Regions from separate parts of the Mus musculus genome. Here region 2 is linked to region 1. A link is a contact called in ENCODE Hi-C or POLR2A ChIA-PET data. All regions are on one chromosome and are shown on one strand. Each heading gives the region's core, a stretch centred on a gene start or an enhancer-like site at or near the end of the contact. The rest is flanking DNA. Distances are from core to core; before and after follow the strand shown.

Evidence for each region. Hi-C counts contacts between places; a loop is a spot of excess contacts on that map. ChIA-PET counts read pairs that join two places held with the same protein, here RNA polymerase II (POLR2A).
Region 2: a map of gastrocnemius shows a loop between it and region 1 (1.8-fold over the local background). The contact joins the promoter of Rac1 here to the promoter of Kdelr2 in region 1. A Hi-C loop is called at or near these places in 1 of 37 maps with a recorded cell type or tissue (gastrocnemius). POLR2A ChIA-PET finds 5 or more read pairs at or near these places in 1 of 5 experiments (Patski).

What each region holds. Positions count from the first base shown.
Region 1 is chr5:143,401,874-143,405,384 of GRCm38, forward strand. It overlaps Kdelr2 (KDEL (Lys-Asp-Glu-Leu) endoplasmic reticulum protein retention receptor 2), which reads left to right and starts at 1,947. Exons shown (of 5, transcript NM_025841.4): 1 at 1,947-2,179. The coding sequence starts at 2,089. Gm20635 (a long non-coding RNA gene) reads right to left here and starts at 1,869. Exons shown (of 3, transcript XR_868670.2): 1 at 1,736-1,869.
Region 2 is chr5:143,526,396-143,529,906 of GRCm38, forward strand. Rac1 (Rac family small GTPase 1) reads right to left here and starts at 1,598. Exons shown (of 6, transcript NM_009007.2): 1 at 1,368-1,598. The coding sequence starts at 1,402.

The DNA of each region.
Region 1 (3,511 bases), core at 697-3,196:
TCAGGCATAGGAACAATTAACAGCCATCATGGGTCAGCAAGATGGCTCAATGGAGTAAGGGTACTTGTTGCCAAGTGTAATGAGCCAGGGCCCACATCACGGGAGGAGAGAATACAAGAATAAACACACACACACACACACACACACACACACACACACATGTCCAATAGCCATCTCCCCACCCCATCTCCCCAGCCCTTTGAGATAGGGTTTCTCTATGTAGCCCTGGCTGTACTAGAACTCAAGTCTATAAAACAGGCTGGCCTTGAACTCAGAGATCCACCTGACTCTGCCTTCTGAATGCAGGAATTAAAGACATGTGCTACAACCGCCCAGCATTATGTGGCTTTCTTAAGCTCTCTGTGGACTTCTGGTGCTAGTGTAAGTAGAGCCTGTCTGTCTGTCTGTCAGATAGTTCTCTCGCTCAGGCAGCCAGGGCTGCACATGAAGGCCCCAGCCCCAACATCTTTGCTAATTTAAGTTATTTATTTAATAACTTAAAAATTAAGTCGTTAACATTAATAGTAAGGAGCTGGCTAATCGGGGGCTGGGGATTGAACTCCAGACCTCATGTATGGCTAGTGACTGCTTTATTAACTGAGCCATCTCCAAGGTAACCCATGACGCATGGGTTAGTGCTTCAGCCCCATCTTCCCACCCTGCTCCATCATTTAAGCCTCCAAGTTTCTTCTTAAATGGCAAACAAGAAACACTGTAAATCCAGAAAGATTGCTGACACATGTCTGCGAGAAACACAGCCCAGATCTCCAGCACCCACATAAATGCTAGGCTGTGTTGAAGCCTGGGAGATAGAGACAGGGGATCCCTTCGGCAAGCTGGCCTGCTAGACTAGCCAAATCAGCAAGCTCTGGGTTCAAGTGTGATGCCTTGCTTCAATATATAAGGTGTAACAGGATCTAGAAGGTCCTAGAAATAGCTGGCCTCACAGCCTACACATGTGCACACACACGTGTGAACAGACATATAAAAGCAAAAAGAAAGAAGAGGAAGAGGAGGGAGAGGAAAGAAAAAGAAGTGGTGGGGTTGCTCAGCGGCTAAAGGGGCTTGTCACCAAGCCTGGAGATTTGAGCCTAGTCCCAGGAACCAACAAGATGGAAGGAGAGAACTGGGCCTGACTGGATGTGCCCACACAGTCCACAAATAAATTTTTATTTTTATTTTTATTGTTTCAGGGGTGTGTGTGTGTGTGTGTGTGTGTGTGCGCGCGCACACACATGAAGGCACCCTCAGAGGTGAGAGGTGTCAGATAGAACTGGAGTTCCAGGCTGTTGTGAGTCTGCAGTTGTGGGTGCTGGGACTCGAAATCAGGTCTATTAGAAGAACAGCAATTGCTCTTATCCACTGGGCCAGCTCTCCATCCCTAATACAAAATTTTAATGTAATTTTAAATAAAAATTAATAGATTTTGACAGATTTCTTATGACTTATTTTTATTATTATTTAAAATGTGTGTGTTAGTTTGTGTGTGGGTGTGTGCATGGGCGTGCAGGTGCTCTCAAAGGCCAGAAGCAATGAATTCCCTGGAGTTGGTGTTAAAGGTGATGTAAGCTCCCCGAGGTTAGGAGCTGGGCATCGAACTTCGGTCCTATACAAGAGAAGCTGGAGTTCTTAATCACAGAAATTTTAATCTTGCTTTCTACCCTCGCAATGCCTCTGAGATAGGTATTTCTGCTATCTTAGTAGGGAATGGAAAAAAAAACAAGACAATACTCACAACTGAGTGGCATTTCAAAAACTTAGAGAAGGAAATCGCTGGCACCTAGGCGGAAACCCTGGAGACGGAAATTGCGGAGGACTCTGGGTCCTCAGTTGACCGTCCACGCGGGATGTAAAGTCCGGCTGCTCACCGACGCTGGGCCTTTAAGGGGCGTGGCGGGGGCGTGGCCCCAGCGGTCGCCCGCTCTCCCAGGCTGCCCCGCGCGCGCGACGGCAGTTCGGCCACGTCCCTGGCCACGTCGCGCCCGCTCCCGCCATCTTTCGCCGCTTCCTCTCTCCGGGGCTGCTGTCGCCGCGTCCCGAGTCGCTGCCTAGCTCCGGTGCCGCTGTGCCGCGCCGACCGCCGCCGCCATGAACATCTTCCGGCTGACTGGGGACCTGTCCCACCTGGCGGCCATCGTCATCCTACTGCTGAAGATCTGGAAGACGCGCTCCTGTGCTGGTGAGCGGCCGCCGGGGCGAGGCGCGCGGGGCAGGAGCGCGCGCGTTTGGCCCATTCGACCGACCCATTCGGCTCTCGGTCGTTCCGGAGGCTTTGTGCCGGGCTTGCGATGGCCAGACACACCCATCTCGGCCTGCTCGGCGGGCAACGAAACCCCTCCGAGTGTGCACACGGGCTGGGGTGTCCGTCGCAGCTCTGGGCCCCCCAGTTCTGCGCTTGGTCCGCTCGCGAACTTGATCCGTCCTGGCTCAGCGAGCGCTGGCGTAACTGCCCCCGCGTCCTGCTGCATCTGAAAAGTTTAGCACGGGATCTGTGGGGCTCTAGTGGGCGTGTCCCTCTCCATGGGACTTTTGGGGGGCGCCTCTGAGTCCCCAGGAATCAATGGGAGACTTGCTCGAGGAGGATGGATAGGACCACAGACTAGCTGGGCCTGACGTGGCAGCCAGGCCACCCGCGAAGGTGGGGCTGGCTGGAGGAAGAGGGGCATCCTGCTATTCATTCTGTTATCTTCAAGGACAAGCAGAGGATGGGATGTGGGGGCAGGATGGTGTCAGGTCTGGCCTGTGCTTACAGTTGATGAGGCTACAACTCAAGCCTTGGGGTTCGGGATCTCATGCGTCATAAAAAGAGATGTGGATCTTTTAAGTGAGTTGCTTGGCATAGTTTTCATGTTACTCTGAGAAGCAAGCTAGTTTTTCATCCTTGAGTGTGGCCGTCTAATAACTGGTTCTCTTAAACTGCCAGCGCTGGGTACCACAGAGGCCTCTGTTCTCGGCTAGTATCCTTGCTCCACGTCACCATTGAGTTGGCGCTGTACCTCCCTCAAACTACATTGCAGAGAGGCAGTAGAGTGAACTTTCCTCACATAATAGCTGTGGACTTCTGCCTTTCGTTAAATATTAGGAATCTTACAAGTTTTAGATAAGTTCTTGGTGAGTGTGATGGTGCTTGCCTGTAATCCCAGCACTCGAGAGGTGGTAACCTGAGGTTCAGGAATTCAAAATGAGAATGGACTACATGCTGGTCCTGTCTCCAAAAACACCCCCTGCTCCCCAAAAACCCATTAATTAATTGATTGATTAAATAAATATATTCTTAAAATACTGTCCTTAATGCTATGTCCCCAAATGAAATAACTTTGTAAACTCAAATTTAATTTTTTTCAGAGACAGCAGAAAATAGAAGTCCTAAAGGCCCTGGGTGATGGAGACGCCACCTATCTGGTTTATTAATAACACCTCATCTAAAGTAGCACCGCCCCTTTGACTCTGCTCTCTGAAGGTCTCATCTCTCCCTGGAACATAGTTGAGATCCAGGAAGTAAGCACAACCC
Region 2 (3,511 bases), core at 348-2,847, 120 kb after region 1:
GCCTATGTCCATGTCCTCCTAACAGGAGAATCATGGAGTTGGGACCAAGGCAGTCAGAAACTAGGATTTACACAAAAAGACCCCGGCCCCACAATACAACATCTTCACTATCAAACTAAGTGCCCCAAGTGACAAAGCTTTCTTTTAGGAGGTGAAAGGAAAGCACCATTGACATTCCTACTCAATGAAATTCCAGTGTGTCGTTAAATACATTGAACCGTATCCATGAGACTTCCTGTCTCCGAGACAAATCCCACAGACAGACATGTTAGCAGAAAAATAAAGTTCTCTGACCGTCTGGCTGACTTAGTTACAGGGACGATCCCAAAGTCTAATGTAGAGTTCTGTAAATACGCTGAACAATCGCTCATAAATCCACGGGCTCATAAACCCATGGGCGGCGAGTGCTCACTGCAAGTGTGGAAGGCATTAAGCAAGTTTGGCAACGTACTCGACTGAACTAGAAAGTGGACCAGTTGCACTCTGCGTTTGAGGAAACGGGTGGTAAATCTCCAAGCTTCCTCGTTAACACGAACCTACACAAGCTACGCTGAGACGCGCGATTTTGCTCCGATTACACTGAGATTCTTGTTTCTACCGAAGGGGTGGGGGGAACGGGACGGACTGCATAAGACCAGTCTTGTCTCCCTCAAGGGCCTGAAACCATCACGGTCAATCACGAAAAGAATTGCCTCGAGTCACAGGGAGCTGGATCTGCTACATCCATATCTAATGCCTTCAGAGAAGGTTTGTTTGTTTTTAATAACCACACTTCGTTCAATGGACAGTCTTCATCACACTCCTTCAGCTAGCATCCCAGTAACTTTCTCGGCGTAAGTGTGAAAATGAATATTTTTATAAACACCCTGTCAAGTCGAAGCAACCGAGCCCTTTCCCAAGTTCCAGGTCACCCAAGTGACTGGTGCAAACATGCATCGACCAGGGCCGGCCGACTTGGAGGCCGTTACCTATCCCAGTTCTCGGGGGGGGGGGTGCGAGGGGGTACCCTGAGTAAATGAAGAAACTATACGTCCCTTTCTCAAAAGACAAAAATTTTTTTTAAAAATGTTTCAAGAAAAATTCTTCAAACCAGCCTCGCCTACGTGCCAAGTCGAGTAGGGCGACGGGCGGCGTCCGGCCCGGGAAGAAGGCAGGAGGGTGGAGTTCACTTTTCCCTCCGGCCGGCTCGCCCAGGCCCTCCCCCAACCAGAATCCGGAACCAGGCCCGGGAGGGTGGGAGGCTCGCGCCCCCCAGAAGGCCGGGCGCGCGCTCTACGCCAGCTCGAGGCTTTTCGGGCCTGCGGGGGCCCCCGATGGCGCTGCGCGCGGCACCGGGTCCGGAGCGCCAGGCGCGGCCGTGCACTCACCCGTCTCCCACCACCACACACTTGATGGCCTGCATCTGGGCCGCTCGGTGGGCCGCGGCGGCGGCGGCGGCGGCCGGTGGCTGAGGCGCGAAGCGGCGGGCTCGGGAAGCGCTGGGCGAGGCTGCGGGCGGCGGGGCGCCGAGTGCCGGGACTGCTGTCCACGCCGCCGGGCCCTCAGCGCACGGGAAGGCGAAGCGCAGCAGCAGCCACCACCCAAAGCTGGGGAAAACTGCAGAGAAACAGGAAATGGCCGCTCCACTCACATCCGGCCTCCCCTCCCCCTCGGTGCCGTCGACGCAGCTCCCAGGCTCCGGGCGGGGCCGCTCCCGCCCGCCCGCGCGCCCGCCCGCGCCGTTCCTGGCTTCCACGGGCTTTCGGGAAAGCTCGGCAACAGTCGGCTCCAGCCGGAGAACGGGCTCGGCGGCCGCGGGGCGGGGCGGCCGCCATCTTGGCACGCTAAAGCGTCCCGGTTGTGACCAGGTTTAGGAAGCCCTCTGAATCCTGGGGTTACGGGTTCGGGTCAGTGGTAGGGTCCCGTTCGCTCGCAACCTACTTGTGCCAACTCCATGGAGAGATTCCTGAGCCCCCTTGTTATGTGATAACTACAGTATGCTGTAGCGTAAGATCCTGCTAGAAAATTCTGTATAGCTCGTGCCACAGTGAGATCCAGTCTCAAAAAAGAAACTGCTAGGGATGTAGCCAAGTCAGAATGTTTGCCGGCATGTACAGCCTGGGGCTCCATCCCTAGCACATCACAGCCTGCCCTGGTGGCTCACCTGTAATCCCAGCACTTGGTGGGCGGAAGCAGTAGAATCCTGGGGATCAACCTCAAGTCCAACCTCTGGATATGCAACTCAATTGGTAGAGTGCTTCCCCGAGCAGATACAGATATGAAACCCTAGGATTGAACCTCACGACGGTATGAAACAGATGTGGTATATATCAGGTAGTGCATACCTGGAATCCCAGCTCTGGACTGGAGGTAGCAGAAACATCTGAAGTTTGACCTCTGGCTATGTAGCGTCCAGCGTTAACCTGACCTACCATGAGACTTTCTCAATAGGGGTGGGGGGTGGGGAGGGAGCACTAAATAAACAAAAATATAAGGAAAAAAAAACATACATACCATTAAAATAATAAACAGAAGGATAAAGGTCAGAAGAATTCTTTTAAAGATTGCTGATATGATAGGGTAAGCATATAATTCATTCACAAATAAGGTAGCCTATTAGAAGACAAGAACATTAAAGATATTTTTGGTTATCTGTGGTGTGTGTGTGTGTGCATGTTTTCATGTGTGGGCACATGTGTGGTGCACATGTGTATAGAAGACCAAGGTTGACACTGGGTGTATTCAGTTGCTGTTCACCTTATATATATTGAAGTAAGATCTCTCATTGAACACAAAACTGGCCAATTCCAGTTAATCTAGCCAACCAGCTTGCCCTGGAGATCCCATCTTTATCTTCCGGAGTTACAGGTGAGTCACCGTACCCTCCTAGTATACTAGTTTCTGGATTGGAGCTCTGTTCCTCACACTTGCCTGGCAAGTTCCCTCCTCCTGGAGCTTAAGAGGCCAAGCTGCTCTTCCAGTAGACTGGAGTTAGGTTCCCAGCACCTGAATCACATGGCTTACAGCCACCTGTAATTCCAGCTCCAGAGCGATCCAACACCTTTGGCCCCCTGAGACACCTGCATTCATTCACGTGTGTGCACGTGAGCACAGACACAAAATCTAAAATATTTTTTTAAAGAAAAGAAACCAGACCAGGAATTCCAGCCATCCTAATATCCTAACAGTAAAAAAATAAAACAAACAAACAAAAAATAGAAACAAAACAAAAAATTTAAGGGAAGCATCTGTGGAACTATTCCACGAGAATTTCCCAGACCTGGAGGATAAACCATTTACAGATAGATAATGCCCACAGGGAAGGAAATCTGCCCCACTGCACTGTACAAACTTGTAAAACTTCAGAACCATGTGAACACATAAGACCCTTCTGGCTTCCAAAGAGAAAACAAAGTCTTAAAGAGACAGGAATTTAGAATGGCTTTGGGTTTCTCAGCAGTTCCATTTGAGGGACAACGCCTTCAGGACGACGGCTCAAGAAGTAAAGGTGCTTGCCGTCCAGCGATGCAAG